Regions from separate parts of the Homo sapiens genome. Here regions 1, 3, 4 and 5 are each linked to region 2. A link is a loop called in an ENCODE intact Hi-C map of the cell type or tissue named here. Cell type or tissue: heart right ventricle. All regions are shown on one strand.

Evidence for each region. Hi-C counts contacts between places; a loop is a spot of excess contacts. Peaks named below come from ENCODE experiments on the same cell type or tissue, not always from the same donor. Only the 100,000 strongest peaks of a DNase experiment are listed, where the experiment ranks them.
Region 1: it touches region 2 in a loop (10-fold over the local background); 16 of 110 quality-filtered maps call a loop at or near these places.
Region 3: a loop joins it to region 2, with 3.0 times the contacts of the local background. A loop is called at or near these places in 11 of 110 quality-filtered maps.
Region 4: a loop joins it to region 2, with 2.4 times the contacts of the local background. A loop is called at or near these places in 6 of 110 quality-filtered maps.
Region 5: a loop joins it to region 2, with 2.2 times the contacts of the local background. A loop is called at or near these places in 13 of 110 quality-filtered maps.

The regions. Positions count from the first base shown.
Region 1 is chr9:88,999,098-89,003,097 of GRCh38, reverse strand. It overlaps S1PR3 (sphingosine-1-phosphate receptor 3), which reads right to left. Exons shown (of 2, transcript NM_005226.4): 2 at 1-2,044. The coding sequence starts at 1,897. The coding sequence ends at 761. Among named protein-coding and RNA genes, the nearest start is that of S1PR3, 9.6 kb to the right of the region's middle. RefSeq lists an enhancer at 3,551-4,000. In heart right ventricle, a CTCF peak has its summit at 1,932 (motif pointing right); DNase peaks (open chromatin) are centred at 1,377, 1,957, 2,667 and 3,987; H3K27ac peaks cover 1,337 bases.
Region 2 is chr9:88,872,177-88,876,176 of GRCh38, reverse strand. The region is part of intron 1 of LOC124902205 (a long non-coding RNA gene); the gene reads right to left. Among named protein-coding and RNA genes, the nearest start is that of S1PR3, 120 kb to the left of the region's middle. In heart right ventricle, a CTCF peak has its summit at 1,578; no DNase peak of the experiment used is centred here; H3K27ac peaks cover 1,519 bases.
Region 3 is chr9:88,807,937-88,811,936 of GRCh38, reverse strand. No RefSeq gene overlaps it. Among named protein-coding and RNA genes, the nearest start is that of MIR4289, 64 kb to the right of the region's middle. In heart right ventricle, no CTCF peak of the experiment used is centred here; a DNase peak (open chromatin) is centred at 2,306.
Region 4 is chr9:88,947,773-88,951,772 of GRCh38, reverse strand. No RefSeq gene overlaps it. Among named protein-coding and RNA genes, the nearest start is that of S1PR3, 42 kb to the left of the region's middle. In heart right ventricle, no CTCF peak of the experiment used is centred here; a DNase peak (open chromatin) is centred at 2,152; H3K27ac peaks cover 1,796 bases.
Region 5 is chr9:88,780,535-88,784,534 of GRCh38, reverse strand. No RefSeq gene overlaps it. Among named protein-coding and RNA genes, the nearest start is that of MIR4289, 37 kb to the right of the region's middle. In heart right ventricle, a CTCF peak has its summit at 2,277 (motif pointing left); DNase peaks (open chromatin) are centred at 2,244, 2,564 and 2,831; H3K27ac peaks cover 1,826 bases.

The DNA of each region.
Region 1 (4,000 bases), 130 kb before region 2:
AGAAACCTGAAAACCATCACATAATTGGGCTTTGGAATACGATTAAAATTACGCAGGGACAAATGACTGAAAGGACAGGACACAGGGCTGGTGTGGGTCAGACCCACACATCTGGGGCCAGCCTTGGACAAGCCTTTTTGGGGAATTTGAACTTTTAAAACTTGGTTAACATGAGAATCATGTCAGTCTAAGGAGACCAGGGATGGCATGTCCACCTAGTTCAAAACAATGTCCTTGTACTGGGGGTTCAGTCTGAATCCACTTGTATAACCTGTTACCTGTGTGTTGTATGGAGATTCTATGTAGGTACCACATGGCAAACACCTGCAACACAAATTCTGTGTAACATAGAGATGTACGAATATACAAGCATCCATTCTACGCACAGGAAATGTAGTGTAAAATCATCAAAACACCATTCAGAGGCACACGGAGAGGGTCACACAGCATTGTGTGGCCCACGACCTTCCCTCTCTGTGAACAACAGGGAGGGTGTCTAGGATGCAGCAGAAGGCAGTGGATGATGTCAGCAGCTTAGTACATCTGAAAGACTCTGGAGCCCAAAGTGGACAAGGCACGTTGTTTACACTGAAGCGGGGTGGTGATTCCTTGGGCCCCCTCTGTAAGAGACATCCACACTGGGCAGGCTGTTGGTCAAAGTAAGGTAGCTCTCCCGAGTCACAGCTCTTGAGGGGCCCCTGTGGAAGCGACGCATGCAATAAATAAGAACACAGCCGCAGAGCAGGGCGCATGGAGACGATCAGTTGCAGAAGATCCCATTCTGAAGTGCTGCGTTCTTGTCCATGATGCAGGATGAGGGGGCTGTGTGGGGCAGGTCTTCCTTGACCTTCGGAGAGTGGCTGCTATTGTTGCTGCTGCTTGATTTACTTCTGCTTGGGTCGAGCGCAGGCTGGATGGGTGAGGCGCGGGCCCCCCGTCCCCTGACCAGGCAGTTGCAGACCAGACGGAAGAAGGCCCGCCGCATCTCCTTGCTGGCCAGCGTGTAGATGACCGGGTTCATGGCGGAGTTGAGCACAGCCAACACGATGAACCACTGAGCCTTGAAGAGGATGGGGCACGCCTGCACCCTGCAGGCCACATCAATGAGGAAGAGGATGAAGAGTGGGGACCAGCAGGCGATGAACACGCTCACCACAATCACCACGGTCCGCAGCAGTGCCATGGACCGCTCCGAGTTGTTGTGGTTGGCCACCTTACGGCTGCTGGACTTCACCAGGAAGTAGATGCGTGCGTAGAGGATCACGATGGTCACCAGGATGGCCGTGAAGATGCTGATGCAGAAGGCAATGTACTTCTTGGAGTAGAGGGGCAGGATGGTAGAGCAGTCAGGGAGATTGTGCAGGCAGTTCCAGCCCAGAATGGGCAGGGCGCCCAGCGTGAAGGCAATGAGCCAGCACATCCCGATCAGGAGGAAGACGCGGTGCCTCTTGTTGGCGTCGTAAGGCCTCATTTTGATCATTGTCAAGTGCCGCTCGATGGCGATGGCCAGTAAGCTGCAGGTGGACGCCCCAAGGGCCACGAACATACTGCCCTCCCTGAGGAACCAGACCGTGGGAGACAGGCTGAACGTCTTCTTGCCAGACATCAGAATGTTGACCTTGTAAGCGATGCCGGCCAGCAGGTCGCAGAGAGCCAGGTTGCCAATGAAAAAGTACATGCGGTTGTGAAATTTATTGTTTTTCCAGATGGCAATCAAAACCATCAGGTTCTCCAAGACGATGAAGCTGCAGATGACCAAGAAGAGCACGGTGGTGAGCGTGCTGCCCTCGGAGGCCTCCTTCAGCCTGCCCGCCAACTTCCCCACGTACTGGTAATGCTCCCGCAGGGTCTCGTTCCCCCGCACCGGCTGGAGACGCGGCGGGAGGGCAGTTGCCATCACTTGGCATTCACAGACGATTAGCTCCAAAATCCACGAGAGGGCGCCCCAGGAACATTCATTTCAAAGGGAAGCGGGGCTGAGGTTCCGGCTTCATTCAGCAAGGCGTGCAGGCCAGACTCCAGCGAGGGCGTTGAAAAAGGGCTCCTGCCAACAGATAAAAAGAGGGAGCGACCATTGATAAAACGATCGCCGCCTAAGGGGCCACGGCAACGCTGTTGGAGAAAGGCATGAAAAACGTGGAAGTACTGGGATGGCTAGCCACGTCAGGCTGCAGAGAGGGTCTTTAGACACAGGCTAAATTCCTAAGTGATTGGGGGACACCATGGGAAGCGATTTGGTGTCTGGAGTTGCCGGGAAGGGAAATTCAGTGCATGAATTATTGAATCCTGTAACAAAGATACACAGACCCAAGTACAGCTTCCATCTGGAAATCTCCAGGCACTAGAAAATGCTAACTAGTCCTCATCTAGGGCATGGGAGCTGGTGACCCATTATCCCAGTTACTCAGGGAAAAGCAGGATTTTCTCAGGACCAAAAAGCAGGATGGAATCTGAATGATGCCGGTTCAATTTCTAAAACCTCCCTGGTGAGTTTTACAGTGACATCGTGGGAAGATCCCGCACTTCCCAGATGGCATCCCCTGGATCCAGGCCCAGAAATCAGGTCTGTATGGGCTGTAGGTCGGCCTGGCAGAGAGCCCTGAGGCCTGACCATGCAGCCATCGAGGGACCAACAGTGCATGTCTGGGCAGTGCCCATGCAGACACCGCACTCGTGAGCAGTGAGTCCAGAGCCCAGCGAAGACAGAACATCAACCTGCAAAAACGGGACCCAAGTCTACAGATGATAAAGGAAGGACAGGAAAGCAGTGACAATCACACTGACTGAGTCTGGCTTGAAATTCAGAGCCCTGAATATCAAATAGAGCATGGGTGCATGTGAGCCAACAGAAAAGTGGCACATTTGGGAACACAGCGAGAGAGGGAAAGTGGTGAGTGAAGGCCTCAATGGATTCTGAATTCCAAACTCTTCCCCCACGAGACCTCAAACACTTGCACTCAACCACACCTGGTAATATCGATCAGCCTTCTGTGATGTTGATGACGCCACACACCCAACTATCAAGGTAGAAACCGCTTTCAGTGGACTCACTTATTTTATTTTATTTTTTATTTTTATTAAAAAAAATTTTCTTTTGAGACACAGTGTTGCTCTGTCACCCAGGCTGGAATGCAGTGGTGCGATCTCGGCTCATTGCAACCACTGCCTCCTGGGTTCAAGTGCTTCTGCTGCCTCAGCCTCCCAAGTAGCTGGGATTACAGGCACCCGCCACCATGCATGGCTAATTTTTGTATTTTTAGTAGAGACGGGGTTTCACCATGTTGGCCAGGCTGGGCTCGAACTCCTGACCTCAAGTGATCAGCCTGCCTCAGCCTCCCAAAGTGCTGGGATTACAGGCATGAGACACCGCACCCAGCCATCATTTATTATTTGAGTATTTAAATATGTAATTAAGTTCAAATGAGGCTAATTTAAAAGAGCCTACTGTGTGTATCCAGTGAATTTTTTTTAACTTTTACGATGTTTGAACCACAGCCCTAAATTTGCTTCAGAGACACATGAACAACTCACCAATACTATGGGCTCTGCATTTTAGGGTGTGATTGACTCTGAATCTCATCCATGCATGAGTTTATTCCCAGGTACAAATCAGTCCCTTGAAGATCCAGGGCTTGCCTGGGTGGGGCTGAGAAGCAGAGGTGGCTCCAAATGGTTTCTGTATCCTCGTGACCCTCTGGAGTGCTGAATGCTGTCAAAGCCCTCCTCTCCCTACATCAATTTGGGGGACCTGGATTTTCTGAGATGGCCCCTTGCTTCTTTGCAAAGATTTTTTTTCCAGTGTCCTGGAGCTTGGTGGTGTTGGTTGCTCTGGAAACCCCGGGGGCGGGGGGTTGGCGGGGGGTAGGATGTCTGAGCTGACGTCTGTGCTCTGCCTGGAACTGCCCTGACCCTTCCCAGCTGCCGCCTCCTGAAGTCACAGAGGCCTTGGGTCGAGGTCAGCTGGAATGCCAAGTGCTGGCAGAAAGGCTTATGTGTTGGC
Region 2 (4,000 bases):
ATAGTGTTTATAGTCTTTGTACAAGATACAAGAAGCAACTGCCTGAAATCTCTGGGGAAATAAGAAGACAAATAACCTATTTTTTAAAAAAAAATAGGCAATAGATTTGAACAGATCCTTAAAAGCAGACATGTGATGGCCAATAAGCTCACGAAAAGATGCTTGAGATTGTCAGTCACCAGAGAAATGCAAATCAAAATCACAATGAGACACCATTCCATGCCCACCGGGATGAAGAAAGGAGAAAGATTGCTCATACCAAGTATTGGCAGAGATGTGAGTCAAATGGAATGGTGCAACCACTTTGGAAACTGGCAGTTTGTTTAAACATATAGTTAAATATAAACAAATATATAACCCAGATGTTATGTTATTAAGTATTTATCCATGAAAAATGTCCACACTGAGAGGTATACATGAATGTTCATGGTGGCATTATTCATAATATCCTAAAACTGGGGACCAGTCAAATGTCCACCAGCAGATAAACGAATAAACAAAATGAAAGTGGAACTTCCATATGATGAGTAATACTCAACATAAAAGGGAATGATTACTGATATGCAAAAATACAGATGAATCTCAAAATCACTATGCTGAGTGAAAGTAGTCAGGCACAAAAGGTCACATATTACATGCTTTCATTTATATAAAACTCTAGGAAAGAGATTTTTAGTGACCAAAAGCAAATCAGGGGTTGCTTGGGCCCAGAAGCAGAGGGAGGGAGGGACTACAAAGAGGTACAAAGAAAAAAAAAGGGCAGGGTGTCATATGTGAATTCTACATCCCTCAATAAAGCTGATTTTCTTTTTTTTTTTTTTTTTTTTGTTTTTAGGAGACTGAGTCTTGCTCTGTCGCCCAGGCTGGGGTGCAGTGGCACAATCTCAGCTCACTGCAACCTCTGCCTCCCAGGTTCAAATGATTCTCCTGCCTCAGCCTCCCGAGTAGCTGGGACTACAGGCGTGCACCACCACACCCGACTAATTTTTGTATTTTTAGTAGAGATGGGGTTTCACTATGTTGGCCAGGCTGGTCTCGAACTCCTGACCTCATGATCAGCCCACCTCAGCCTCCCAAAGTGCTGGGATTACAGGCATGAGCCACCGCGCCCAGCCAATAAAGTTGATTTTTAAAAAATGTTTCAGGCTCCTGCTTAACCCACAAACTTTAAAACATTAGGAGATCTGTTACTTTTTAGGTGAAATTGGAGAACACAGCCTTCTCTGGAGTCATTGGTATTTGAGGACTTGAAACAGGGAGTACTCATTTTCAGGGCACTTTCAAGATTGTAGAATATTTTGCACAGTATTTCCCTGAGGCAAACAAGATTTCAGTCTGTGAATAGGTTTCAGTGTTTGCTTTGGTTCTTTTCAACACAAGTTTACTCTAAAAAGTAAAGCTCTTTTCCCCCAAAAGTGAATAGTGCCATGACACATTACACTCTCCAAGGAGACTGGTCCTTTCGGCAGACACTCTTTGGAGAGCCACAGTCTCTTAGTCATAGTGACAACTTCTCCCATCCTCAATAATGGCCCTGCACTTATGTGCAGAGACGCCAGGTGGCCATCAGTAACACATGAACTTCCAGTTTCTCCTGCCCAGGAAAGATAATCATATTTACAGGGGTGATCCTTCACATATTCTAAAGCCACTCCTTTGCTGTGACTGCCTGATACTGTGGTATGTGGCTGAGCCACCGAGTGAGTGTAATTGGCTTAGCACGGTGCCAACAGAGCCAAGGTCACAGGCGGGTCAAGGTCAGGCGAGGGGAGGAGATGGGGAGATGGCCGCAGCACAATTTGACCCCTTTCACTGTTCATGTGTCAGCGCTGAAAGCAAACAGCAAATTAATTCCTCAAGTACTTGTATTGTCTAATTAGAAAGAAAATAGCAGTTTTGGGGGCCATAACTTCTGCCTAATTCCAAAGTTCTCAAGTCACTCATGAAGTGATAGTGGCAATGCATATTTATCCATGTTGCCCACGTTTGAACGTATGTTAAAGAATGAAAATCATAACTGTCATCCCCCAAAAGCTTTGAGAAACAGAAAACTCTTCATCCTTGAACCTGCCATCCTGAATGGTCCCTCTTTCTCTTCTGGAATGTAAGAGACTCCCTGCCTCTCGGGCTCTCCAGGGAAAACTGTGTGAGCCTGGAGTCCCTGATCACTGCACCGATCAGACTCCCCTTCCTCGGCAGCTCCTGGTCCTCCTGAGAAGCGCATTTGCATGGCCAGGACAAGGAGAATGAAGCAGGGCCGGTGGGGCTCTCTGCTCCCTCGGGACTAGCAGTGAGAATGCACACCCCGCAAGCACAAGGGTCCTCAGGTGCATGATGCAGCTGGACAGACCCCTCCTGGCAACAGCGTGAGTGCTTCATGAAGATCCGCCCCGGGGCAGGAGCCCAAGAGCCAAGAGCTGCCCAGATGAGGCTGTGACCATGCCAGGAGAACGACCTCTCATAGGTGCTCCATCTCAACAGTGTTTCTAATCAAAACATGAAAAAGGATTATAGATTGGGGAAGAAGAGTAATTCCAGACACACCGGCTCTGCTTTCCCCTCTCCCACAGGAAACTGGGATTTGCCAGTGTATGTCCTCTCTCTCTTTCTCTCTCTCACTCTCTCTCTCTGTCACTCTTTCTCTCCTTTGCTTTTCTGCTTTCTGTCTCTTTCTCTCTGTCTCTGTCTTTCTCTCACTCTCTCACTTTGTCTCTCTGTGTCTCTCTCTCTGTCTCTCATTCTGCCTCGCTGCTCTGTCTCTGTCTCTTTCTGCCTCTCTCCCTCCCTTTCTTCTTCTTTCTTCTTTCTTCCTTCTTCTTCCTTCTTCTTCTTCCTCTTCTTCTTCTTTCTTCTTCCTCTTTCTCTCTCTCTCTCTCTCTCTATCTCTCTCCCCCTCTCTCTCTCTTTGTTTCACTCTCCCACTCTCTGTCTCTTGAATCTTGGTGACTGCCTTAGATGGGGTGGGGTGGAATGCAGTAGAAGCGATGCTGTGTGGCCTCCAGAGCTGGATCACAGCAGGAGACACTCAAGTCAGCCTGGTCCTCTCGGTTCTCTCTCTCTCTCTCTCTCTCTCTCTCTCTCTCTCTCTCTCTCTCTCTCCCCACACCGCTATCTGCTTTTGACTCTTTCTCAGTGTCTTCCTCTCCCTCTCTCTCCATCTGCCTCTCTCTCTTCCTCTCTTCTTCCCTTCTTTCTTCTCTCTGCCTCTCTCTTTGACTCTTTCTCTCTCTCCTTCCCTCTCTGTCTCTTTCTTTTTCTCTCTCTCCCTCTCTCTTTCTCCTTGACTCTTCTATGTCACTCCCTCCCTCCCTTTATTTCTCCCTCTCTTCTTTATTTCTGTCTCTCTTTCTCTCTGTCTTCTCTCTGGGAACTGTAGGTTCCATTTAGACATGGACAGCTCAGATAAGGGGGTGTGGAAGAAAGTAATGAAAGGTCACAGAGGACTTGGAGCAGAACCAGCTTTGAAAGACCAAATTCCAGGCCTGAGAATGTCGCATTGTATTAGTGCAAGGTTGGTAACAAGAAATTAGCGCTGAAGGTTGAAAGAGTGGATGGGGGGAGATGGAGAAAAGGAAAATGCACATAGATGGTTTTCATACTTTTAACTTCTTTGCTTGACTTAAACATATTGTTTCCCTAAAGAGGAGTGCCCCCTTCCCTCAAAAAATAAAAGAAGTTTAGTGTTGGGCAGTCCCTTATTTTTGTGTGGCCTTGAGTGTGTGGACAGGATGAAAGTGCAGCTTTAATGACAAGGACTGGCCCTGGAATGCTGACAGGAATAATGACTGAGCAGCAACTTAGTTTTCCACATCAGAGCAGGATTTATATTCCATTCACCAACCCTCAGAGGAATTTCCCCTGTCTCTGATTTGGCCTTGTGAATTTTCCGGCTCATAATATCTCTAAGCAGAAGCAAATGTCTGGAGGGGGGAAGCCTGGTTGACAAAGAGAAGCAGCTCTTTGTCTCTCACTGCAGTTTTAAAAAACCCCACAGATTCCT
Region 3 (4,000 bases), 64 kb after region 2:
AGAATCGCTTGAACGTGGGGTGGGGGCAGGCGGGGGCGGAGGTTGTGGTGATCTGAGATAGAGCCATTGTACTCCAGCCTGGGCAATAAGAGTGAAACTCCATCTCAAAATAAATAAATAAATAAATAAAATAAAGAAAAAGAAAACACCGTGCCAACTTAGTCTGCTTGTGTGGCAAAGCAGACTGGCCCAGGGGAGCCAGGCTGGAAGCAGCACCAGCGTCTTCGCGCTTGGCCTGAGGCCGCTGTCACTGTATCCATTGCAGGGGGGCACAAAGGCTGCATCTTTGCTCTGAAATCATTGCTGCAGGTATTGTTTCAAGGCAATGCATAGATCTTGTTCAAGTCTTTGATCTCTTATCCACTCTATTAGGGTGTAAGAAACATGCTCAAGTTGCCTCATTAGTGGGGGAATAAGGAATTAAGGAGAAAGGATCATGTATCAGTTGTCTGTGTCTGCATAACAAACTTGTCCAAAATTTAGTGGCCGTATACAGCAATGCTGTTGTTTCTCCTGGTTCTATGGGTTGACGGGGCAGTTTTTCAGCTCACCTCACCATTCAGCTGGAAATGTTGATTCCATGTTCTACCGTCTCCTCAGAGAAACAAGGAGTCACTGGGCCAGAGCAAGATTCAGGCATTTTTAGGGTATCTAAGCAAATACCACACAACATTGCAACAGATCCATCCAGCTAAATTTGAAGGGCATTCCACAACCACTGATTTTTTCATTTAACAAGCATGTTAGAGACCCAGGAACTGGGCAGGGGCTGGAAGGATGAACACAGTCCCTAAACTTTCCAAGTAGAGGCCACATCTAAGGAGGAGGGAGCCCGAGGGCAGAAGCCACATTTAAGGAGGAAGGAGCTTGAGGGCAGAGGCAACATCTAAGGAGAGAAAGCCTGAGGGCAAAGGCCACGTATAAGGAGGAGGGAGCCTGAGGGTAGAAGGAACTTCTAAGGAGGAAGGGAGCCTGAGGTCAGAGGCCATGTCTAAGGAGAGAAAGCCTGAGGGTGGAGGCCATGTCTAAGGATAGTGGAGGTCAGGTTAAGAAAGAAAAAAACAAGGAGGAAGGGGAAGGGGTGAAACAGAGACATCTGCTGGAAGCTCTTCTGACTGGGTTTATGGGCTAGAACTGGGTCTGCTGCCCACCCCTGGCTGTAATGGAGGATGGAAAGTTTCATTTCATACCTGGGAACGCTAACTCCAAGAATAAAATCAGACTCCTCTTAAAGAATAAAGGCATAATGGGAGCTGGGTAGACAACCAGCCGTTTCTTGACATGAGGCAGTCCAGAAGCATATGGGAGAGGCTAAGGGGAGTGAATCCATAAAAGGAGTGTGGGGAGATGTTTAAGAGCAAACTGTCTTCCCCTTGCTTTGTTGGGAGACCCACACTGGGGAGGTATCCACAGCCTGTCTCCACGTGGACACATTACCCACAAACACGGAAAGTGGCCCTCAGATGCCTCTTGCAATGAGATTCCCTTTCATAGATCATAAAAACGGTGGACCATGGGATGTCATATGGTTTTCATTTGTAGTTTTGTAGGACATCATCATTAGCACTCTGAATTTTTACCGAGGGGTTGAGTAGAGGGGTTGTAGGGGCTTACCATCCCCACAGAACTGGCCCATGTCTGTCCTTGCAGAAGCCAGGAGTGGAAAAATTCCCATTTCAAGCTTATTATTCCAGCAGCATGCTCTAGTTAATTGAAATGACACAAAATTATTTTTCAACATACATAAAACCTGCCCTTCCTCTCCTACTTCATAGCACAGCAGCAAGCAAGCAAATGAGCACCAATTCATCTTCATTTGCTTCATTGCCTTTTGATGTTGTTCCTAAGTCATCAGCTCCCCTAACGTATTGTGGAAGTCTGCCATGCTGAATGTTGGCGTTGTTGCAGACTGGATAATAAAAATGCAAAACGTGCTGGCTGTACTAACAAAGAAAAATAAACATGATAGATGAGGGGAAACTTCATTTGGGTTCTGTTCCTGACAGTTCATACAAGTTCACGATTGTTGTTGACGTAAATAATGTACAGTGATGAAGATGACAAGACTGGCTGGCTCATATTTGAACTTTATCCATTTAAATCATGTTTTTCCAAACTGTTGCAAATAAATTAAAAGCCCCATGCCAGGGGGATTGAGTGGCAGTAAGTTCTGAACCACTTAGGGCCGGAGGTTTATGTTCCTAAGGGCAGAAGTTTCCAAGCTGATGAGCCCCACAGTCTGGGCACAGCTGCCTGTCTCACTTCCATGTCTGAAGAGACCCATCCGGTGCACAGTGGAAGGAGCTAGAAGCTATCACTGTTCACAAGATGGCCTCCTCCTGGGGTTTGTGTCATGATAACAGCTCTCTAGGGGCGAGCACACTGATGCAAGACTTGCCTCCTCTCTCCTTATTTTTCCAAGAATAATAAACAACTCCCTGTCCAAACTCTAGGCTGATGTTTATCTCGGGTTGTGGAGGCACAGAAAGAACAACAACAACAATGGTTTCCTGCTCTGTTGAGAAATTTGAGGCTTAAAACAATGAACTGGCACTTGTGAAATGCAAGGTGTGTAACTTTGAGCTTCTCCTAGAAAGTATGACTGGAACCTTCTGAGTGAGGACCGTTGTCACTGGGCCCAGATTTCAAAATATAGTGGGTTGATAGAAAACTGGAGGTATAGTAAGGCCAACAGAGCAGGAGAGCGGGGAGGGAGAGGGGTGCCATTGAAAAGATAATTCAGTCACTCAGACTCCAAGAGGAGGGGACACCCTGCCTCATGCCGGGGTGTGTGGGGAAGCACTAGGGCTGGTCAGGGAGCAGAGGGAACTGGAGGAAAACATGGCCAAGAGCCTTTATTGCGGTTTCTGTGGGAAGGAATAAGTGATGTAGGGGAAGGAATAAGTGATGTAGGGTAAGCAAGCTTAGGATTGGAATGCAACAATCCTAACTTCAACAGGCTCTGGGGCATAAGGGGTGCCCCTGGGGCACAGTGGCCCAGAGTGTGAGAATCCAGTAAGGAAGGTGATGGGGTGTGGGCGCTGGATTGGTTGGTTTGTATTTGAGAAGCATCTCTTGTATGAGTTGTTTACTACTTTTACAAATTGATGAACCCTGGGAGGGGCAGTCCATACAGGGCCAGCAAGGCCCTAGTTGTCAAAGTGTCACTGAGCAATGGTCTCGTAATCCAGTGAACACAGGAGCCAATATTATGGCACCGGCTTTTGAGAAAGGCAAAAGACAATGCCATTGTGAGTCTACTGGCAAGGAGATAGGTGGCAATTCTCCAATCTGTTTCCCGTGCTCTGACGCAAAATGATGTTTTAAAATTGTAGCATTCTCTACCTCAAGCCATCTAGGCCTATCTGGGAGTGGGTCAAGCTTTTATGGCATTTCTAACTAGTCCCAGATGATGCCAGTGCAGCCAGACTGCCATGCTGGTCCTGTTACCAATTAGGAGGCTGAAGGATACATGTCTTGCCCAGGATACATGTCTTGCAATTTTGGCTCTGTGCCATGTATAACAGCTTAGGCAATTGTTAGTGGGTTTAAGCTGGTCTCATGGTTACAAAAGCATTAGGAAATATAGAAAATAGAAGACATGGTTAACACAACCCACCCTGGGCTGGAGAGGTGAGAAAAGCTGCCTTGTGGAGCTGTGTTCATTGGAGCAGCTATAGAGGGTGGCTGTGGTGCCACAAGCATGGCTGAGGGATGAACCACAAGGGGCTTCTGCCACAGTACAGACCCCCAAGGCTGGGAGGAGCTGACCTCAGGGAGTTTGGCAAGGATGGTTTGCCCATGAGCAGTCCAGAGGCAACCTGGGCCTCTAGCAAGGCAGCTAGCTCAGCACGAGGCAACACCACGCTGGTCTACAGCAGGAGGAGCACCTGTGTCTCTCACTGGCCATGTGCTTGCCACCAACTGCTTGCCCTCTCATGTCTTTTGAATTCTTTCCAAGTAAAGAAAATAATTTGCTTCCTACAGATACTACATGAAT
Region 4 (4,000 bases), 76 kb before region 2:
AAGAGTGGAAGACTTGATGCTTCAGCTGGAGTCCAAAGGCAAAGGCAGTCTGGGGGCAGAATTCCCTCCTCCTAGGGAGAGGTCGGTTTTCCCCTAAGGCCTTCAACTGACTGCATGAGATCCACCCACATTACAGAAAGGAACCTGCTTCACTCAAAATCTACTGGTTGAAATGTTAATCAACTCTTAAAAATACAGCAGGTGTTTGACCAAACATGTGGGCACCATAGTCTAGCCAAGCCACCACATAAAGTTAACCATCACATCAGTGACACCATGGGAGCAACACAACTGTGCAGCTATCTGGAGAAGTGTTAGGTGGGAGACATTGTTAAACTGCGTTGGATGCATGTATCTGCTCAAGGACATGCACATGTACACACATGTCTGCACATGCATTCACAATCACATGTGCACATGCACAGATACACACACATGCACACACACACAATGCATGGATCACAGCATGAGGCAATGACCACACAACAGTGCCCATGAGGTGAAATCATTAAACTGAGGTCTTGATTTGACCATCCTCCAAACACACATTTTTCTATGTAACACAAAGCAGGTCAAAAGCCATTCTGCATCTGCCCAGAGCCCATCTCCCAGAGGCCAGGTCTGTAACTCACAACCCAAGGACTTTTACTGGTTTCTGTTTGATCCTCCTCTCTAGGAAACTAGCCCTTAATGCATGAGGAATGAAATTCTCACTATCTGCAGCTAATCAAGCCATGTTTGTTATCCCTAGCTAGTATGACTCATTAATTTTCTGCCATGGTGTTTACCTCACAAAAAGTATTCTAAGTAATCCGTGCCTGCCGTGAAGAGTTTAAATGCAGTATTTTGACTTTTAGTGGACAGTGACGTCTTTTTACCGCAATCCATTTCTCTCCATTCTTAAAAACAATGGGGATAAAAATCGAAGTGTTTGAAGAGCTACTCCTTAAATACTCTGACTCACACTGGACGATCTCACTGGTGTGTGCTTCTTGCAGGCAAAATAATAGACGAGTCTTCGTTTTCCTGGGCTTTTAAATTCATGATGTTTTCAATAATTTTAAACTTATGACAGTGAGCACATTTAAGTGAAAGTTTTTGAAACTGTTTTTGTCTTGTTTGCCTTTGTCTGTGATGTGTTTATACAGGACTGTTTCACAACTATGCTATTGTGAAAGACATGAACAATGAAGATGTGTGAACAAGCTCTCATGGCCCAGGGGATTATAGCTGTGCATGAAGTAGTGAGTGGAGGAGGGGGCCAGCCCAACCCTAAGCAGGGGCTGCAGGCAGCCCTGCGGACTTTGCTGGAAAGCCTGAGCCTCTCTGGGAACAGGGCACATCTCTTGAGCAGAGTCAGGTCATGGAGCGGCTCTGGTTGGGGAGGAAGGGGCAGCTCCAGCTGCTAAGCTTGGCTGAGAAGATGCCACTGGCCATTCTAGGGCAAGTATGCCAAATGCTTCTGTGAGCAAATGCCTTTGCTTTTGGTTGCTTTCATCAAAGTTTCAAAGAGATCTGTGACCCTCTTCGTTTGGGTGTTTGGCTGGAGTGTGATGAAGGTGTGACTGCAGGGCCTTGTGGTGGAGGCAGGAGTGTGTAAACAGCCCCACTGGGTGTGGATGATGCATGAAGATTCTCAGTTGCTAGTTGAGTCACCAGGTTGGTGGCTGGAAGCTTCTTCAGAACTGGGCAAAAACAGTAATGAGATTGATTCCCAGCTTTTATTGGCCTAATGAGCTGGCACTAATTTGGACATGCCACTTCACACTCAAGTTTGCATATCTATAAAATTGAAAGGGGGCAAAGTAATCCCTTAATAGTAGGCATTTTAACATGGACACACTCGGGTGCACAGAGTGCCAAAGTGTTGGCCAGGCATGTTTGCAATATGAAAGTTTGAACTAGATTTCTCTTGGGGAATTCATATACACATTATAAAATACATGGTGTATTTATATGAGCACTGGGGAAAGAAGTGACAAGAGATTTGTGGAGTGTAGGTGAAGCTGTTGAAGAAATCCAGTCTGCATTCAGCTCTGTACTTGGCAACGTTTCTGGAAGGACTAGCAGCAAACGCTTCTATTCTGGGAACAGTCTCTCCCACCTTTGCACTTTCCCCATCAGGCGGGTGTGGGCCTTGGTGATTAGCTGAGTCTGAAAATAAACGGCGCCTCTGTCTCCAGGGTCAGATTCCAGATGCTGAACAATAACCTGCCAGCATGGGGGAGACTGAAACAAAAGCCTCTCAGGAAGTGATGCTCCATCTTGGTTGAGGAGTTGGCACGTTTCCAGAAGGGATGTCTCCCGGCTGTCAGGCCATCGGGACTTTCAGCGTTCTGCATGTGGCTCCACTGCAGAACACACACACTCAGAACAGCACCAACATTGTGTCAGCACCCCATTATAACTTCCCCTGTTTTCCTTTCCATAAACTCAAGAATTCTTCTCTGGCAAATTTCATTTTATGGAGATGCTAATATTCTTCATCTAATTCAATTTTCCCGCACCCAAACCTTCACCCATAAGAGACAATATCACAGCCTGAGAGAGGAGGCTGGCTCTGTAGGAATGGCTTTGAGAGCATTCGAATCTTCTCATCATTATTTCTGATGAATCGAGACTGGCAGGCATTAGCCAAAGTCAGAGGAAATCAACTAACACCTCTCTCCCATTACAAAGGAGAAGTAACTTAAGAAGTAACTTAAGAAGTAACTTAAAAAGTAACTTAAAAATGTTGAAAGATGTCATGTGTGGTGGCTCACGTATGTAATCCCAGCACTTTGGGGGGCTGAGGCGGGAGGATCACTTGAGGCAAGGTAAGGCGTAGGCAACATAGTGAGAACCCATCTCTACCAAAAATTTAAAAAAATAGCAGGGCATGGTGGCACGCGCCTGTCGTCCCAGCTACTTGGGAGGCTGAGGGGCCAGAATTGCTTGAGCATAGGAGTTTGATGATGCAGTGGGCCATTATTGTGCCACTGCATTTGGGTGACAGAGTGAGATCCTGTCCCCTCCACCCCAAAATATAACAAAAGTTTTTTAAAAATTTAATGCTGAAAAAGTAGATAGAAGAATCTATTAGCCAAATGGAAGGTGAGTTTTGATAGGAAGAGATGCAGCAAGTGACACCCTGCCCCTCCCCCACACTGTGCGCACAGACACAGACACATGCACACAGGGACACATATGGATATGCATGCACACACGTGCATGCACATGGACACACACACGCAAACACATGCACAAACACACACATACCCACAGGTACAGGTCTTCACACATGCACACATACTCATGCACACAGAGACACACATACATGCACATGTCTGCACACCTGCACACATACCCAGGCACACACATGCACACATACCCATGCACATGCGTGCACACATACACACATGCCTGCACACATACCCATGCACATACATGTGCACACACATGCACATGTCTGCACACATGCACACATACTCATACACACAGAGACACATACATACATGCACATGCATGCACACACACACATCCAGGCACACACATGGGCACACATGAGCACACATCTTATGGCAATAGCCCCACAGCCCTCTTTGCTCATCTTGCCCTGTTTGGATTCCTGCCCCATGGGACAGGGTTAGTGACTGTCTACTTATAATGATTTCGGGACCAGGAGAAACTATTCCCCCACCATCCCCACTGTCTCCTACCTCCTTCACTTAATTCTGCTGACTCATGCCTAAATTAGGTGCTCATTTTGTTTGAAACCAAGTAAGACTTTTATGATTTGTTGAAAATCCCCAAATCTCTGAGCCCAACCGTCATTGAATCTTTATATGATGTGTTTTCAAAGCCCCTCCTGAGAACATGTGCAAAAACTCCTGCAGGAGCAGTGAGTTTGGGAGCTGTGAATGCATCTTTGCCTTCTCATCTGTGATACACCCAGGGAATTTTTACTATAAACAAACTTGAAAAAACTTTCCTAACATGTAAGCCCTTTGTCTCAGCAATT
Region 5 (4,000 bases), 92 kb after region 2:
TTGGGCTGTGACTTGCTCTGGCCACTGGGCAGTCCCTTGGCCTACAGTGCTCTGCTGACTTCTGTGTCCCTTCATGTAAGGTGACAGGAACCACTGAGGTCTCTTCTGCACTTTCTGAGAGCAGCGCAGAGCTGTGCAGAGACAGCACTCAGGCTCCCCAAGGATCCCTGTCTGCATCCTCCCAGGATGGTAGCTCTGGCAGGGCCTGAGGACTCACCACCACAAGTCTCCAAGTCAGCAGTGAGGTGTCCAGCTTACCTCCTGGCAAACAACCTTCTCATCAAATGGCAGGTGACCTGCCTATCCCTGAATAGCAGGTTTTGGTTCTCTGCCAGCCTGAAGAATTATTACAAAAACCAATCACAACTTCACCCTGGAACCAAGAGGCAGCTCCCTCTCTTGTTACTACAGAGCTTGCCTTCCACAGCCCCTGGCTATTCATGCTGTTCCCAAGTGCAGCCCCCATGTGGCCCCACATGGCCTGTGGTATCCTCCTCCCCTGGGCTTGATTCTACATGCTGTTCATCTGACCAGCCCAGCACTGGGTGTGCTGTATTCGTCCATCTGCCTAACCAAGTGGAGGGAATCCCTCTCTCACCAACTGATTGAGGAAGAGGAGATTAAAACCGAATCCCCCTTTACTCCCCCATGGGAGGAAGTCTCTCCCCACCACTGCTAACTACACACACCAGTGACTCCCCTCCCACACTACCTCTTTTTCCTGGGGAGCAGTCGGGGTCTATGACAACAGGCCAGTCCTGCCTCCTCCAGGAGCCGCACAGTAGACCCTGGTCACTGGCAGCTCACTGGAGAATGTGGTGAACGTGGGACCTTCGCTTTTAGTTATAACAGGAAAAGCCCCTTATAGAGAAGAGAAACAGCCTCCTACTGACGTGAGAAAAGAGGCTTAGAGGAGACAAATAGGGCTGCAGGTCAGGATGGGGGTGTGAAATGACAGTGGCCCCTTTAAACCTCTCCCTCCTCCTCCATTTTCTTCTTTTGTAAAAATATCAAGCCCAGCAAATCTCCTATTTGGGAGAGAAAAATAAAAGAATTAGGGAAAAGTAAAGAGGAAAATAGCATGTGAAGCACCCCTTGCTGTCTCCCATTCTTCAGCCATCAATCAGACAACTGACGCTGTGACTATTTCCAAACTTGAGTCATCTTTTTGTTACAAAAAGGTTGGCCACAGACCTGGTTTGGAATTTTCACTATTCAAGCCATTATTTGTTGTGTCAGCAAAGCAGTCAATTGTGTTCAGAGTCATCGGTTTGTTCTCTGAGTCTAATTTGAAAGACATGAAAACACAAAAGTACTCGGAATCCCTAATTAGGTACCTCTGTGCAGGCATTCCCCAATGAAGCTACCTTTTGATGGAAACCATCCGCACAGAAACATTGTTCACTGTTGGTGGCCATTCATGCCTCTTTACGCTCTTGTCCATTTGTGAAAACAGGGCTAGCCTCTTCCTGCCCCCAGGCCCACTGTAAATCCAGTCGCAGCCTGGGTCTCATCCTCCAAACAAGAATGAGCCAGTCGGACCATGCTAGAAAGGGATGGGCGTTTTGTTGGGATTTAAAAAGGAGAGTGCATCTTGCAGACCACACAGCAGAAGGAAGCTGGACTTGCTCAGCCAGTGGTTGGGGTCTTCCCCTCCACTCTTCCCTTCCCCATTCTTCATTTCCAGCAGCTGCCCCTTGCCGCACTGCTCCTTCACCCACACACTTTTTTGTTTTTTGTTTTTTTGTTTTGAGAAGGAGTTTCACTCTTGTTGCCCAGGCTGGAGTGCAATGGAGCAAACTTGGCCCACTGCAACCTCCGCCTCCTGGGTTCAAGCAATTCTCTGCCTCACCCTCCTGAGTAGCTGGGATTACAGGTCCCTGCCACCACGCCTGGCTAATTTTCTGTATTTTTAGTAGAGACCAGGTTTCATCATCTTGGCCAGGCTGGTTTTGAACTCCTGAACTCGTGATCCACCCACCTCAGCCTCCCAAAGTGCTGGGATTACAGGCGTGAGCCACCACACCTGGCCCACCCACACGTTTTATAAAGTCTCCTCTATTGTCCTGGGCAGTCTAATGCTGGGTGCAGCCTGCTATGACCTTCACAGTGAGGATAACACACAAGATGTAGCTTCACAAGTCCTCTTTGATCAGCAGCCATCCAGCTCTGGTCTGCCGAAGCCTCCTGTTTCCCAGGCAGCTTACTCCAAGGACTCACCGAACAATGCAGAGACAGCAGGAGCCTGTGGAGGGGGCCTCCTGCTGGCAGATAGAACATGCAATCTGGTTCCTTGTGCATACACATGGAGACAGCGTCCTGTTTTCAGTGGCAATATTGTTTTGCAAGCCCCACTTGCTGTGTTTTACCCACACATAAGAAAATAGGCCAAAAAGTCTTCTGGATAACTGTCTTCTTTCATCCCTCTTCTGTTGCTTATTACTGCCTGCCGCCTTTGCCCCTCAGCTGTGCCCTGTCTCCCTCCCACTCACACAGTTTCCGCCTGTCCTCATTTCTTCTCTTTTTTGGGACACATTTAAGATAAGGCCTCACTGTGACTCATCCAGCAGTTTTGTCCTTGGGCCAACCCAACTTCAGGCCATAGGTTATATAGTTATCACTCAACAGCTAGGGAGGGCTCATAAGAGTTTACCACACACTATGACGGGAGGTGTCAACTGAGCATCTGAATACAACAGAATGCTGAACTAGCAGGACTCCCCTGTCATTTGAAGAGAAATCCATTCAAAGAGAAATCCATTCAAAAAGAAATCCACTCAACATCTGGCTATCAACCATCTGGACAGTGCTGCAAGGAGTAAGGGAGTCTGTTATTGCCAGTACTCCAGGAGGAAGGCCAGGCTCAGGAACGATGGAGGGTGGATACTTCATTCTGGGAACCCTGTGAGGCTGTGGACCAGAGATAGTTCCTCTTAGCACAGAAACTGCTCATTTAAAAAAGTAAATTAAAAAAAAAAAAAAAAAGCAATAGGCATAGCCGCCCTGCTCTGAGCAATGTGGAAAAGTGCAATGGTTTTTATTCTCACTATGTATCAGGATCACCTAAAGAACTATGACTGTAGATATTGATTATCAACAGTTGCTAATATCTCTAAAAAAGAGACAACCATTCTGTATCTCTTGCTAAATGGACACACCCCCCAGGTTATATTCTTAATAAAAATTGAAACCTGAAGGAGATGAAGCCTCTAGATCTAACTAGATCTATCTAATTGGATCTAACTACGAACTAACAGGAAATATGTGGGACAGAGGAACATGATAATGACAACACCTGGATGCAAAACTGATAAAAGAAAGCATGATTCACCCTGAGAGCTACTCTATCCTGAGAGGATAAATGACCTGTTGTCTCAACAAGTGTATGCAGAGACAGGCAGAGAGAAGAACTATAGATTAACAATGAAAGAGCCTTATTTGGATTTTGATTCAACAAACAACCTATAAAATACCATTTTATTTTATCCAGATAACTAGACATTGACTAGGTATTAAGGAATTATTGTTGTGTTTTTCAGGTGCAATAATGGTACTGTGTTTGTGTTTCTTAAAAAAAAATTGTCTTACATTTTAGGGTGGTATTCTGACATGTTTAAGATGAAATGCTAGGAATTTTGAGATTGGCTTCAAAATAAGCCAGGACTGGGGAGAGAGCAGAGTGAGGGTGAAAATTGGATGGCCAGGAAAACAGTGATGTTTCGGTATAAGTATTGTCCCACGTGACGTTATATTTTTATTAAAAAGTCATCCATTTTTTACCTGAAATTCAAACTTAACTGAATGTCCTGCATTTCTATTTGGTAAAGCTGGCAGTTTGCTAGGTAAAACGCACTTGATTGTATTGTTCTCTCTACTGTTTTGTGTACTTCAAGTAAATAAATGAGGTGAAGGTTTTTAAAAAGCCTCCTCCAACCCCCTCCCTGGAGATCTGAAGTTATAGGAGTGGTGGTCCTTTGTAGCTGAGGCAGGTAGAGTGGTA